Regions from separate parts of the Homo sapiens genome. Here region 2 is linked to region 1. The links are chromatin contacts, found by Hi-C or POLR2A ChIA-PET in ENCODE. All regions are on one chromosome and are shown on one strand. The core of a region is the stretch at or near the end of the contact, and the rest is flanking DNA. Distances in the headings are between cores, read along the strand shown. Region 1 overlaps LINC01255 (long intergenic non-protein coding RNA 1255). Region 2 overlaps PIEZO2 (piezo type mechanosensitive ion channel component 2).

Region 1 (6,768 bases), core at 2,271-4,770:
TATATCATAAATGTCATTATATCAAAAAATATATTTTTCCTGTGCAACATATATGTTGTGCATATTCCAGTACATAAACTTTTAACAGCTTGCATAGCATCCTCAGATTTCAATATGATTTTTAAATACCCCACTCAGAAGAAATTTAATGTTTCTTTCATCATACTCTGAGTCAGCTTAAATCACTATGTTTTTAATTATTCCACTTTCACGGAAAAATACAAAGTGATGAAAATTGCCTTTCTAAATATTTCTTCCATTGAAGAACAATTCTCAGGTTTCTATTCTTCTAGAATTCAAAGAGTTTTCAGTATTTAGGAGTATTTGCCCCTTTGCTGCAAAATTCATCCTCTTCAATAATTTTTTTTAAGTGAGCACAAAATGCAACAATGGTAGGGTTAATTGATTTTGATAGACCCACCAAAAATCATCAGCAAACATTTATGACTTTCCATTGAAGACAATTCCATCAACGTGTTGTTTCCAAGCATCTTTGAAATACCCAGTGATCCCTCCAGTAGAATCTCTTATGAGACATAAAAACTACTGGCACAGAGAATAATTCAGTTTTACTTCTATCAATGAGTATTATCTAATGTTGCTTAGAGGTTTTATGAAACCAGGGAATCATCCATTCCCATCTATGTTTATTCCTGAAAATTGCGGCCTTGGTGTTATACAGAGACCACGATTGCACAAAGAAGGCCTCAGGGGAGCAAACATGACCTCATCCTGTGAGGGAGAGCCACAGCTCACTGCCACATGCACAGAGGATTAAAAGGCAAGTGGGGAGACAAAATACTGTGATTAAAAAAAAAAGTACAAAAAATTAGCTCATCCAATGATGAAGACAAGACAGCAAATGCCAAATTAGCTTAATTGAGCATGCAAAATTAGATGTTCACCTTGATGAACATAATTATTACAATTTCAAAACTGCAAATGACCTCAGGAAAAAAACCTAGGACAGCCTCATTCCCAATTGAAAACAAACAAAAAAACAAAACAACAACAACAACAAAAAAAAGCAGAGTTACCCCCAGTATAATGCAGAGCTGGTGATACGGTTTGGCTGTGTCGCCACCCAAATCTCACCTTGAATTTTAGTAATCCCCAGGAGTCAAGGGTGGGACCGGGGGAGATAATTGAATCATGGAGTTGATTCTTGTGGTAGTGAATAAGTCTCACAAGATCTGATGGTTTTATAAATTGTGTCCCCTGCACAAGCTGTCTTGCCTGCCGCCATATAAGGCGTGCCTTTGCTTTTCCCCTCGACTTCTGCCATGACTGTGAGGCCTCCCTAGTCATGTGGAACTCTGAGTCCATTAAACCTCTTTCCTTTATAAATTACCTGATCTTGGGTACATCTTTATTAGCAGCATGAGAACAGACTAATATGGCTGGCAATAGAATGGACAAGACCCTCACTTGCACCTTTCTGCCTTCATGGGCAAAACCCACAGCACTCACACTTTCATAGATTCTGGCAATTATATCCTAGCCCTGCAGCTTTAGAGATGCAAGAGCTGCACCTCTGATCACCTGGCCTGCTTTTGAATTTTGGCTGCAAAGACTAACACTCAGGGCTTCTGACTGCTTTTCTTTTCGCCCACACGTAAACTTGCTACGTTTCTTCCCCACCCCATTGTTTGTCCAGAAAGCTACAAATCTTTCCAGAAATATCCATATGGCATATCTCTGAAATCAGTCAGCCAGAGGTCAGTATGTATCTGTGCTTTAAACTTTATGATTAGTGCCCTAAAAATATTGTTATAGTCTGCATTGGGTAAAACGTGCCCCTGCCCTTGGATTTCACATTAATTTCTGAAGTTAATCTTCCTGAAGTTACTGAGAATCTCTGTGTTGCTAAATCCAGTGGAATTTCTTCCCTCCTCATCTTACTGGACCATCTGTAGCTTTTGGCACCATTGACTATTATTCTCTCTCCTTGAAATACCACCTTCCTTTGGTTTCCAGGAAACTATATTCTCTTGGTTTTCCTCCTGCATGTCCCTCTCAATCTTCCTTGCTGGCTCATCCTCCTCCACCCAGTCATTAAATGTTGTAATTTCTCAAAGTTCATTTATAGTTCATTCCTTTCACACTCTATCAATACCCATGGCCATACAGAGACTCCCAAATTCCTTTGTCCAATCTTGATTACTCTTCTGAGATCCAGAGCTATATAGCTAGATGGATGTCTTTCTAGCTGTCTCTATTGGGATATCAGAAAGACACACTTCAACACTATATGCTTCTGAATTCGTAACATTTCCCACAATAACAACCTTAGTCTGCTTCCAGTGGTTCCTCTCTGAGTAAAACCAGCATCCACCATTTGGAGATGCTTCAACGCTGGCAGTCAATCCAGTCTTTCTCTCTCTCACTGTGTGTAAATTGTCTCTCTCCCAGTCAAGGGAGATTTTCCTTCCTAGGTTTCTCTGTCTCCATCCTCACCACCACCCTCATCCTAGAAACCATGCCTGCCCATGCCGCAACCTCTTGATTTGTCTCCATACATCTGGCCTGTCCATCTGCGTTTGTTCTCCACATGGTGAACAGAAAGTTCTTTACAAAATGCAAACCTGATTTTACCACCCTTTGCCTAAAATCCTTCCGCAGCTTACCCCAACTCCAGGTATAAAGCCCATAGGCTCTTCGTGGTCTTCTCCTGCCTAAGTCATTCACTCCATCTGCACCCTACTCCCCCCACCCCAGGATGCCCAAGCACCGGCGACACCCAGTGCTTTCAGCTCATCAGACAAACCATTCCTTTCCCCACCTCTGCCACCTCCACCAGGCCTTGAAGACATTTTCCCTCTACTCAGAAGGTACTCCTCATCCTTCGGCAAGTTCAACCCTATTTCTCCTTCAGATCTCAGCTGAAACATGACCCCTCCAGAAAGGCTTTCCTGAGTGTCCCGTCTAGCTCAGCCCCTCACCACGCTTCCCGGCTCTCGGCCTCTCCTGGAAGCGCTGGCCACTGCTGGGCTTCCGCACTTCCTCTGTGTGTATGTGACTGCATGTTCCGAGGCTCCACATCTTTGGGCTTAGGAACCACTTCAGGTTTCATTGTTTTCTGTACAAATCACGGTGTGTAGCCAGGACCTGGCATATAGCAGGCACTTGATAAATATTCACTAATATCAGTCAATGATTTCACCCTTTTTATGCAAACTTTTGCAACAGGCTGGATTATTCAGGAGGGATAGTATATTCTTGAGTTATCAGTCAAGTAGATTCCCTCTCCTCCCCTGCCCTGTCCTCAACCAGCCTGACTTCAGCAATTTCACTCATTATTTGTCTTCTAGAAGAGACAACTTGCCTCCTAGAGATAGATGAGAGGGCGACTTACTCTGCCTACTTACAGGTCATGCTAGAAACGTTTTTCTAGGAAAGGTACTGAAACCCTTAACAAAAATCAGTTTGTGGTTCATCAATTCACATTGTTTAAATGCCTCATGAGAATGGACAAGTGGAAGTAAGCTACAGCTATTTTTGTGACTCACCAAAACTAGAGGTCACAGCTGTGCCCCAGGGCAGTCCTGCCCAAAGCTACTTGCTTTCAACCTCACATGAGTCACCCTGTGCGGCTGGAAAGAGCAAAGTCTTGACGGAGATTCCATTTTTTTTTTTTCTGGCCGAATGACTAATAAAAGATCACCTTGTCAAATTTAGCCTTAGCAACAGGCAGTAAATTTGTAAGTGTACTGTTGAATTAAGTTCCTGCTCTTAAATTTGAAAGGATAGATTTGTCACCTTAAAAAAAAAAGATTTTAATTTTAAAAACAAGTGATTCTCTTTATCCTCTGTAAAGATTCCTGGCAAGTTATCTTTGCCAGGGCAAAAAATAGAGGCCTGGAGGCTTTCATGTATTTTCTAAAGGTGAGCAGGTCACCGGTCAAAAGTTCTTCACTATAGACAAAGGGATGGTGTATTTACTATTGCTTATACAGATAGTTGTGTTTAAACTGGTTGGCCTTTAAATATTTGACCCCAAGAAGAGGGCATCTTTTCTTTATCAGGCTAAAAGTTTTTAAACGTAGAAAAATCAAATAAAGAAAACGGAAATTTTCAAAGATTAGAAGGGATCCAGATTTAGCCACAGTGAAATTGCTCAGCACAGGGGACATCTAAGAAAGCATACTATACTAAAAAAAATTCTTCATTATTACTATCATTCCCATATTTGAAGTTTGTCCATAAATGCAAACCACAAATATAGAACATTGCATCACAAAGATGTTCTTCATAGCCTAAGAAAGTAGAGCTGCTGGACTTCTCTTCATTATCAAGATTTACCATTACAGGCTTTACACTTTTAAATTTGTTTGTATCCGTTTTACCAATGAGGAAATTGACAGCCAGAGAAGTTAATTAATTTGTTTAGTGGTTCCCAGAGTACAAAGAGCATAAAAAGCTGAGCAGGCACCATGGTGCTTAGGAGTGTGGACTCTAAAGACATGCTGCATGTGTTTACATCCCTGCTCCATCATCCACTGTGTGACTGCAGGCAAGTCCAATGGCTACTCTAAGCCTTGGCTTCCTTGGCTATGAAACACAGATGATAATACTGAGCTCGTACCATCATTTTACATTCTAAGTGAGATCATGCATAGCAAGCAGTCGAAACAGTGCCTGGCACATCGTAAGCTCTTAAAAGCTTTAGCTGTGTTTTAAAATCACCTGGAGAGCTCACTAAAGATTAGGATACCTGGGAACCTCCTCAAGAGATCATGATTCACTAGATCTGGGCAAGAACCTAGGAATCTGCATTTTGATAAACACTGCCAGTGAGTTGGAAAACCACTATTAGTGCAGCCAGATGTACCTAATTCCAAAGTTAATGTTGCCTCATCAGGAAGCAAATTCTTCAGTCCCTTCCCATTTTGTATTGGTATTCCTGTGATTTTTCAAATGGGCCAAGTGTTACTTCAATTTAACACCTTCCTAAGTAACACCTCGTCTACATTGCTTTGGGAAAAAAATCACTTTTTTTTGCCTCTTAGATGCTCTCTTAAGTCACAATATTTTCCATGATGTTGCTCTTCATTTTTAGAGTCCCATGGACCTGCCACGACCAGGCCCTTATGTCCTTCCATCGTGTAGCATCAAGGACTTGACTCGTGTCCTCTCTAGGCTATAACCCAGTCTCCAAAGCCAAGCCCGTGTGACCAGAGACAGCTGAGTGTTCAGGGGTAGCTGTGTTTCAGGCCAACTCCAATTTGGTGTTTTTGTTTCCATCCCCAAACCAGGGGGCCTGCAAGCCCCACATATCAAACAACTGGTTTGTGGAATTGGCTGTTATTACAGGGAGATAACTGAGCTGCCTCCTGAAATCTGAGGTTCTTAAACCAATTGGGTATCATATATACCCAGTGCTTTCTGGAAAAGTAAAGTGTACAACTCAATTTTCACCATGTTGTTTTGGAGAGCAGACCTCAGAAACCAAAGGCAAACACTCAACATTCCAATCCAACTCCATCGTCTTCCATGACATGGGCAGTGAAGTCACATTTGGTTAGGGCTTTAGTTGCTCTCCAGGAATGATGAACTTAGCTTGATAACAGATGTTCTAAGAAGCTAACAAAAGCTACCAAGCAAATAATTTTTTTCTAGTATCACTGTATGCAGCTTTTTCAAAATGACCAAGTGATCTGACAATAGAAGGAAAAAGCAATAGGGTGATTCCATATTGTAAGCCAGATATTCAATTTGAACCAAGCTCTTTGAAGCCCTCAGTAGCTAAGTAATTAGTCTTTTTCTAAATTCTTATAAAATTTCAAGACCATGAAACACTATGGAAGATGTCAGAACAGCAAGCAGCCTCAAAGTGCTGTAGATGGGATAATTGGAAAATAAGAAATAAGAATTCACTAATCTTTTCTCTAATTTATAGTAAATTCAATTGTGTTTACATATTGGAAGACTTGTACTTTTTTCTGTTAGTAAAATATACCCCAAATGTTTCAGGATCTCCTGCTCAAAGAACCTAGAGTATGCTTAAGTACTTTGTGTTAAACAGTACCATGGTGGGTTTTTTTCTCTATCATTTCAGTAAATCCAGCCATTGCACCTGTGCACAGGTGTGAAGAGAAAGATCAATAAGTGAGACTTCTTTCCCAAGGGCCCTTCCCCTCCTCACCAGTTAAACCCAACAGCTGAGGAACTGTCAGCCTGTACTGAGCCTTTCTATCAAAGAAAGGATAGAAAGTTATTAAAAAGTGGTAAATATGGAGGTTAGGAAGCTATGTAAAGAAGGATGCATAAGATAATGTGAAATGAGAAAAAGCGGAATAAGAAAATGAATAGTTACTGATTAAAACGATGTTAAAAACCATACAGCATGCACAGTTACTGTCAGGAGACCACAATTTGTGCTCTTAAGCTATTGGCTGGAATATGATCTGCAGCAAAAAAAAAATATATATATATAAACTTCAGTTCATTCTTATAAATCGGTCCAGTGAAAACAAGAGTACCAGTATATATAAAGATAAACACACACACCAAATATACATATACATATTACATATTACATTCTTGTAAAAAAAATTTTTAAATGACCTCTGAGCCAGAAGGTGCTGAAGAGCACATACATGGCTGTTATCTCGAGGTGGGATTGGGGGCAGAGGGTGTTTATTAACCTTTGTCACAGCCTTCAGTGGTCCAAGAACCTGCTGCTCCCGGGTCCTCTCATTTGAAGACACCCACCGCCTAAGGATGAAGAGAAGCTCCTTCTTGCAGATCTGAGGCTGATTTCCCAAC
Region 2 (6,768 bases), core at 2,157-4,656, 620 kb before region 1:
TGTTTCGGTGTGGGGCTGAGGTCAGGAGTAGTAGTAGGTTGGTACTACTCAGGTGGATTTTTGGCAATCGATTATTATAGCTCTTTCATGGAAAACAAATTGACTGTGTCATTTTATGAAAAGCACCATCCAAGTACAGTCGAGAGAAAAAGACTTCTTATATTAAAGTAACAAGAACTCCAGCTGTGGCCTCAGCTGCTTCTTACACCACAACAGACAGAGCAGGAAAGCCAGAGCCTTATATCTTTCCCACCTGTGGATTGCATTAAGCCCCAATTTGCAAACATCACTTTGAGGCAACAGTCTCAGCTTTGTGCTTCTTGGTCCCAAAAGAGACATTTTATAACACACATATATTAAGGGAATAAATGAATGTAGTTTGCTAAAGCAATTACTCCACCTGCTGTGATAGAATTTAGCTACTGAATCCAGAATTGGGCTGCGACCCCTACTTAGAATGGAATCATTCAGCCATAGAGGTGCTAAACTATTAACTACTACTCTTGGCTTGCTGAGTTAACAAAGCAGTGCATTCATAATACTGCCATTGCAGAAACAATGATACTTTTGAAAAGTATGCACAATAAACAGGTCATAGTCTGACTGATATGTCATTTGGAGACCATCTTATCAATTGTGTTTCCTTCTTCAGTGCTTACTAAAGTACGTTCATCAGAATGCCAGTCCTCAGAAATGCATTCCATTAAAACAAAACAAAACAAGACAAAAGAGAAAAAAGAAACAGTCATTGGTCCAGTCAATGTGAGAAACTCACAATGCATACTATTATACTAAAAGACTTGAGAAGTTCTGTAGTAAAACAGTTACATTTATTTGACCTGGAAACCATTTCTTACCAGTTTCTTCTAAGACTATTACATGTGACAGAGCTAGTGTGCAAGGAGCAGCTTTTGGGAAGTGCTGGGCTACAGAATCTTCCTTGGTCTCTGTTTCTCTTTGAAATGAATGAATAATTTGGAAACTATACTAATGTACATAATTATACACCTACCTTCTCTATACATTTAGTTTTTAATAAGTCTTTAATAATTTGGAAGTCGGTAAATCTCATTTCATTCCCTCATCTAATCACCCAACTACCCATCCGTTCACTAAGTCAGTCATTGAAATTATGGAGCTGGATGAGAATTAGAAATAGTCTAGTCCATTTCCTCATCTTACAGAATGTGGAAACCAATGAGTTTTGAATGCCTGGTTCAAATACACAGTTGGAGACAGAGCCTGACAGCAAGCTCAGGCTTTTTACTTTCTCACTTTGTGTTTGGAGCCAACACTCACTACATGGGCTCCCCTTGCCCATCATCCACCTAATGCAACAGGCCTCCTCAACCCACCACTGCTCAGAAAATGCCCTCTCAGGGGCTGCCCCTGCTCTCCCAACTGCAAGGCCCAAGTGACCCATTCCAATTCTCATCACATTCCACCTCCATGCTGCATTTGACAAGCAAGACCAACCCCTTCTACTCCCAAATCTCCGTTCCCGTGGTTTTCTTACACTCTCTTCTAATTCTCTACCTACCTATGAATATCCATGAAAACTCATGTTGCTGGGAAGCCCCACTAAGAAATTCTGACTTGTATTGTAGCCACCAGACTCTTCTCTACGTCCTACTTAATTGTTGATGAGTCCACAAAATTCTGTTCTTCATTTATTTTTCTTCTCACTCTACAAGATCACCCTGGATGATATCCATCCCCAAGGCCCTAATCAGCATCCACATGGTGACTTATCCATTCATTTCAATCAGAATCACAGATCAATGAACATTTTCTAGCACACCATTTCCCAAAAGCTGTTTCATGAACACTAGCTCTTTAGAATGAAATAGTGTTAGATTAAATTTTTAAGAAATGGTTTTAAGGGCAAATAATGTAATGCCCAGTCCAACTCGTCCGCTGAGAAACATTAGCATATATCCATTTTCCTACTGGATATCTGTACTTCAGTATCCCATAGATTTTCCATTCAGTGTTATTCTTACTCCAAATTAGCTCTTCCTCCTATAGTCCTAATTTTGGAAAACACGGCTGTCATCAACCTAGTGACCAAAACAGAACCTGGAAGCTTCCATTCTCTCACTGAAAGACTGGAGGAGATTCTGACTTCTAACGTCTCCTTTCCCAGCCCTCCCCTTTATCCCCACAGCCCGGTCTGGCCTCTGGGTGACGGTAGCAGCATCCTGATGATTTCATCTCAGGTTGTCCCCTCTGCCAGCCAGGCCTCCACATTAATATCAGAGTTTAGTTTTTAGCAGCATAAAGCTGATCATGTCAACCCCACGGCCCCCAGGAAACATCCACATTCCTAAGCGTGACAAGGGGCCCTCCACATCCCAGATCTGGTTTCCCTTATCTCTTGCCATCATTTCCCTCTACCTCAAATTCCGGCCATACTGAATGCACGTACCCAGAACGCGCCAGTGTTTTCCCTCTGAGCAAGTGTGCAGTCTTCTCCCTTGGCCAACTTCTCCCAGTATGCTTCAGGTTCTCCTCATCTCTAAAAACACACCTGCCATGTCTCCTCTGTGAAGCCCTTCCTACCTTGCCCCTCCACACCCATTCCAGAATAGAATGGACCGCCATCCCTCCCACATCCTCCATCAGTAGATGTTTAACACTGTGTCACTCACTGATTTACCAATCTGCCTAACAGAAGCCCTTGCCTGTTTCATCTGTTTCCCTGGGGACCAGCATGGTAGATGGTGCAGTGTAAACCATCAGTAAAGGCTGGCTGGATGCATGCTAGCTCCAGGACATATCGCTGCCTCTTCAAATATTTGTTCTTTTCTTTTTATCATGATAGTTTGTGCAAAGCACTGTTGAAGAATTAGATGAGACACCTACCATAAAGAGCTCTGTAATTCAGCTCGGGGAAGATAATACACAAACACTAAGAGGAGGGAACATTACTGTTGCCTGGTAATGGCATTGAGATCACAGAGAGTTTACAAATAAAGTTTCAGTTATTTGCACATGCAGATTTCATTGTCAAAATTGGAAGCTATAACTCATTAAAACATATGTTCATAGTTATTAAATAAATGTGTTGGAGAAAATATTTCAAAAACAAAAGAAATGAAGTGTATCTAATGAACATTAAATGGCTCAATTTGACAGAATTTTTAATTCACTAATTCAAAAAAATTATTAAGCACTTACTATGTGCCAGACACTGTCTCTAAGCACAGAGTATTGGTTGTGAAGTTATATATGAAGGAAGTAAAGTCAGAAACACAGGGTAAGGTCAGACCATACAAAGCTTGGATGTTTTGAAAAAAAAAAAAAATCACATAACCAGAACTACAGAAAGACCTGAAGCAAAGGACAAACATGATCCCCAAGGAAATGAAGGCCACAGGAGAAACAGTGACGTGGCTGCTGGTAGTGCAGGTGGTGTTTTCACAATGAGTGTCAGGTGTGGTTAGGACTTTCAGGTGCAGAGGTGAGACTTTAAACTGAAAGCCACATGGAGTTTGTGCCTGGGAGCAAAGTCATGGCTGATGAGGTAGGTTCAAGAGTTTTCTTCTCACATGTGTTAGCTAAAGTCAAGAGAGTAAATTAGATTATCCAGGGACAGTGCATAGCATAAATATGTGTGTAAGGTTCTCTAACCTAATCATAAGTATACACTACAGGGCATTTAACAATAAATTAAATTTTATTTCAAGCCAATTCTGCACAGAATCAGGCTAACCAGGTTTTGTGTAGATGAAGTCCCATTTTAATAAATCAGTGAGACCAATGTGTCCATTTTCCCATAAAATGACCTAAGCTGCACTGTTTTCCAGGTGCATGACAATGACGTGTTTTACACGGAAGCACATACTAAACTACCTCAAACTTCATGTTCTCTCGAACAGGCAAAAGAGTCCTTTCCAATCTTTTTTTTTTTTTTTTTTTTTTGAGACGGAGTCTTGCGCTGTTGCCCAGGCTGGAGTGCAGTAGTGCGATCTCGGCTCACTGCAAGCTCCGCCTCCCGGGTTCATGCCATTCTGCTGCCTCAGCCTCCTGAGTAGCTAGGACTACAGGCACCCGCCACCACGCCTGGCTAATTTTTTGTATTTTTAGTATAGACGGGGTTTCATCATATTAGCCAGGATGGTCTCGATCTCCTGACCTCATGATCTGCCCGCCTCGGCCTCCCAAAGTGCTGGGATTACAGGCGTGAGCCACCGTGCCCAGCCTCCAATCTTGTTAGAGTCATACTGATCTTACTTGTTCAGACAGTGATTATACCCCTTGAAAGGAACTCAAGGAAGCTGAAATTTCTAAATAACTTACCTGTCCATAAAGAGGAGACTAGGCATTAAATTATGGCATATCCATCAAATCAAATACTACACAGCAATAAATAAGTACAAGTGCATGTGTGATCCAGGTCTACATCTGTGAATATGAGTGTATATCATAATGGTGAAAAAAATGAGAAATATGCAAAATATAGATTGCTTAGGGTTTCATGCATAAAAACTACTATAAAAATGACAAACACCTATTTCAGCGCAGGGGAGAGGGATACAATTAACGGTATTGGTAATGCTCAAGTTCTTAAGCTTGGTGAAAGCTGGTTGGTAGATACAAAAGTGTATCTTTAATACTTCAGACTGTTTTTAAAAGCTGCAACAGTCAGACTGCTTATATTTTCCTGTGTAGAACGAATATGAAAGATACTACACCAATTACTTTGACTGGGATAATGACCAATTGAGGCACTGATGGCCATGCCTGAATTTGGTCTGATAAATTTATTAATCAAATTCAATTGCCATTCTCCTGTCAAAGACCAGAGAAGAAGCAAGACAGGTGGATACTCATGGGAAGACTACTTTATTTTTCTAAGTTTCAATTTCTCACCTTACAAAGTGACTTCTTAGGATCTTTCCAACTCCAAAATTTCATTTCTACCATGAATACCCAAAATAAGGCAGCAATGAAATTTAGATGAGACCAGGAAAGAAGAAAAATGTTGGAGTATTGCTGTGAGGCATCCAGGTGAGAGGACCATCACAGTCATCTTCAGAAGTTCACAAAGAACAACTTTTGGGGGCAAATCAGAGTTGGTGGAAAGGTCACCTTCAACTGAATTACAACAACATGACTAAAATGTCAAATGAGCATTGTTTAAACAAATAGGAACTGTTAAGATGGTTCCCTAGTGGCTTCTGAAGTTCACACGCTGAGAGATAGTCTACTTTTGTTTGTCTTAAACTTAAATATGACTCTGATGCAGGTGTCTTTAGTCACTTGGCTTCAATAACTTTAAAGGCAGACAAATAGCAAAAACTCAATAAAATGGTAAGACCCCTGATTTCCATTTCAACTGCTTCCCACATATCATATATATATATATATATATATATATATATATATATATATATATATATATATATAATTTTGATATGAGAGAGAGACTATGTTTATTTAATATCTGACCTCATATAGCAAGTCATGTGTGTGGCAAGACTAATATATTTGGTGTAAATAGAGAAAGGTTTAGATTACAAACTCTGGAAGGAAATGTAACATTTATTGAGAATCACTTCCAATATTCAAATCAAGGGATTCCAAAGTTAATGACGCATTAGAGAAAACAAACAGTTAGCTTGTTTCTGTGAAATTAGGTACCTTTTTTTAAACCACAAAACAGTCATTAAACGCAGATATCTAATTACCTTAAGGTATGAATTGTTGCTGGATTTTCAGGAGATATATAGATATGTATGTATGTATGTATGTATGATGTATTTTACATTGGTGGCCGGATTTGTGTGAGTGCCACACGGATTGAGTATTTGAATCTACTAACCTCACTGTGAGAGTTGCTAATTTCCATTTGGAACACACAGTGCTTTATTCTCCTAAAAGGGTATACTGGTTATTTATGAGGCAGCAGGTCTGTTAAAAGAGTCCTAACTCCCTGGCCTTGGCGGAGGGCATTCACAGAGGTGAGAGTAGGATGCCGGGCCAAGGGGACCATCACTTACTTGCCTTTATGCACTCTGCTCCTCAGGAGTTTGCTGAAACTGCCTGGGACTGACTCTTCCCAATTCTGTGCTCCATGAAAGATTATTACTAGCTTAGAGTCTACCACAGTGGGAGCATCAGATCATGGAAATTGGTATAAATGCTGCAAATCAGTATTTTTTTCCCTAGAGAGCCAGTTGTTAAACATTTACCAACACACAACTGCTGCTATTGAACGACTACAACAAACAAAAGAATTGAATAACAACAACAAAAAACTCCAAAACAATAAAACTCACTCCTTTTGTCCTGTGACTCTCTTAGATAAGTCATTAAAAATACCCCAAAACCTAGAGCGCCAAATCCAAAGTCCTCCCTCAGCCTGGTGATCAGCCCCACGACAGTACTCTTTTTTTTGCCATCTTCAATCTCACTTCTTGCTGATTCTAAACTGACACTCTTTCTTCCAGGCTCCTCATCATCCCAGGACAGTGACAGAGTCATTCCAACATCCAGATCTCTGCTGATGCAGTTTCTATCACTTTGAATTTTCACCCGCCTCTTTTACACGTATCCTAATCAAAACTAATGTGTGCCTTCTTAACTTGTTGAGGGCAATATTTAGGTACGGACAAGGTCATACACAGTATCCACTCGTCTCTCATCCTGTCACCTTCTCCAGGCATCCGAGAGCTCCCCATGTGTTTACTTGGCTGATTCCGTGACCATGGCAGGACTATCGCCAGGAGAAGGCCACAGTGGCCTCTCTTGATCCTGAAATCC

Evidence for each region. A loop is a pair of places that touch in the nucleus more often than their neighbours do. ChIA-PET counts read pairs that join two places held with the same protein, here RNA polymerase II (POLR2A). Pooled maps may share reads with other maps.
Region 2: a pooled map shows a loop between it and region 1 (4-fold over the local background). The contact joins two enhancer-like sites. A Hi-C loop is called at or near these places in 3 of 37 single-sample maps with no recorded cell type and 3 of 50 pooled maps. POLR2A ChIA-PET finds 5 or more read pairs at or near these places in 1 of 52 experiments (MCF 10A).

Annotation. Positions count from the first base shown.
Region 1 is chr18:11,497,076-11,503,843 of GRCh38, forward strand. The region is part of intron 2 of LINC01255 (long intergenic non-protein coding RNA 1255); the gene reads left to right. Among named protein-coding and RNA genes, the nearest start is that of LINC01255, 12 kb to the left of the region's middle. Within about 2 kb of position 3,521, at least 2 of the 41 ENCODE cell types and tissues checked have a DNase peak (open chromatin) inside an H3K27ac peak, as active enhancers do.
Region 2 is chr18:10,875,490-10,882,257 of GRCh38, forward strand. The region is part of intron 4 of PIEZO2 (piezo type mechanosensitive ion channel component 2); the gene reads right to left. Among named protein-coding and RNA genes, the nearest start is that of MIR6788, 120 kb to the left of the region's middle. RefSeq lists an enhancer at 3,213-3,442. Within about 2 kb of position 3,407, at least 3 of the 41 ENCODE cell types and tissues checked have a DNase peak (open chromatin) inside an H3K27ac peak, as active enhancers do.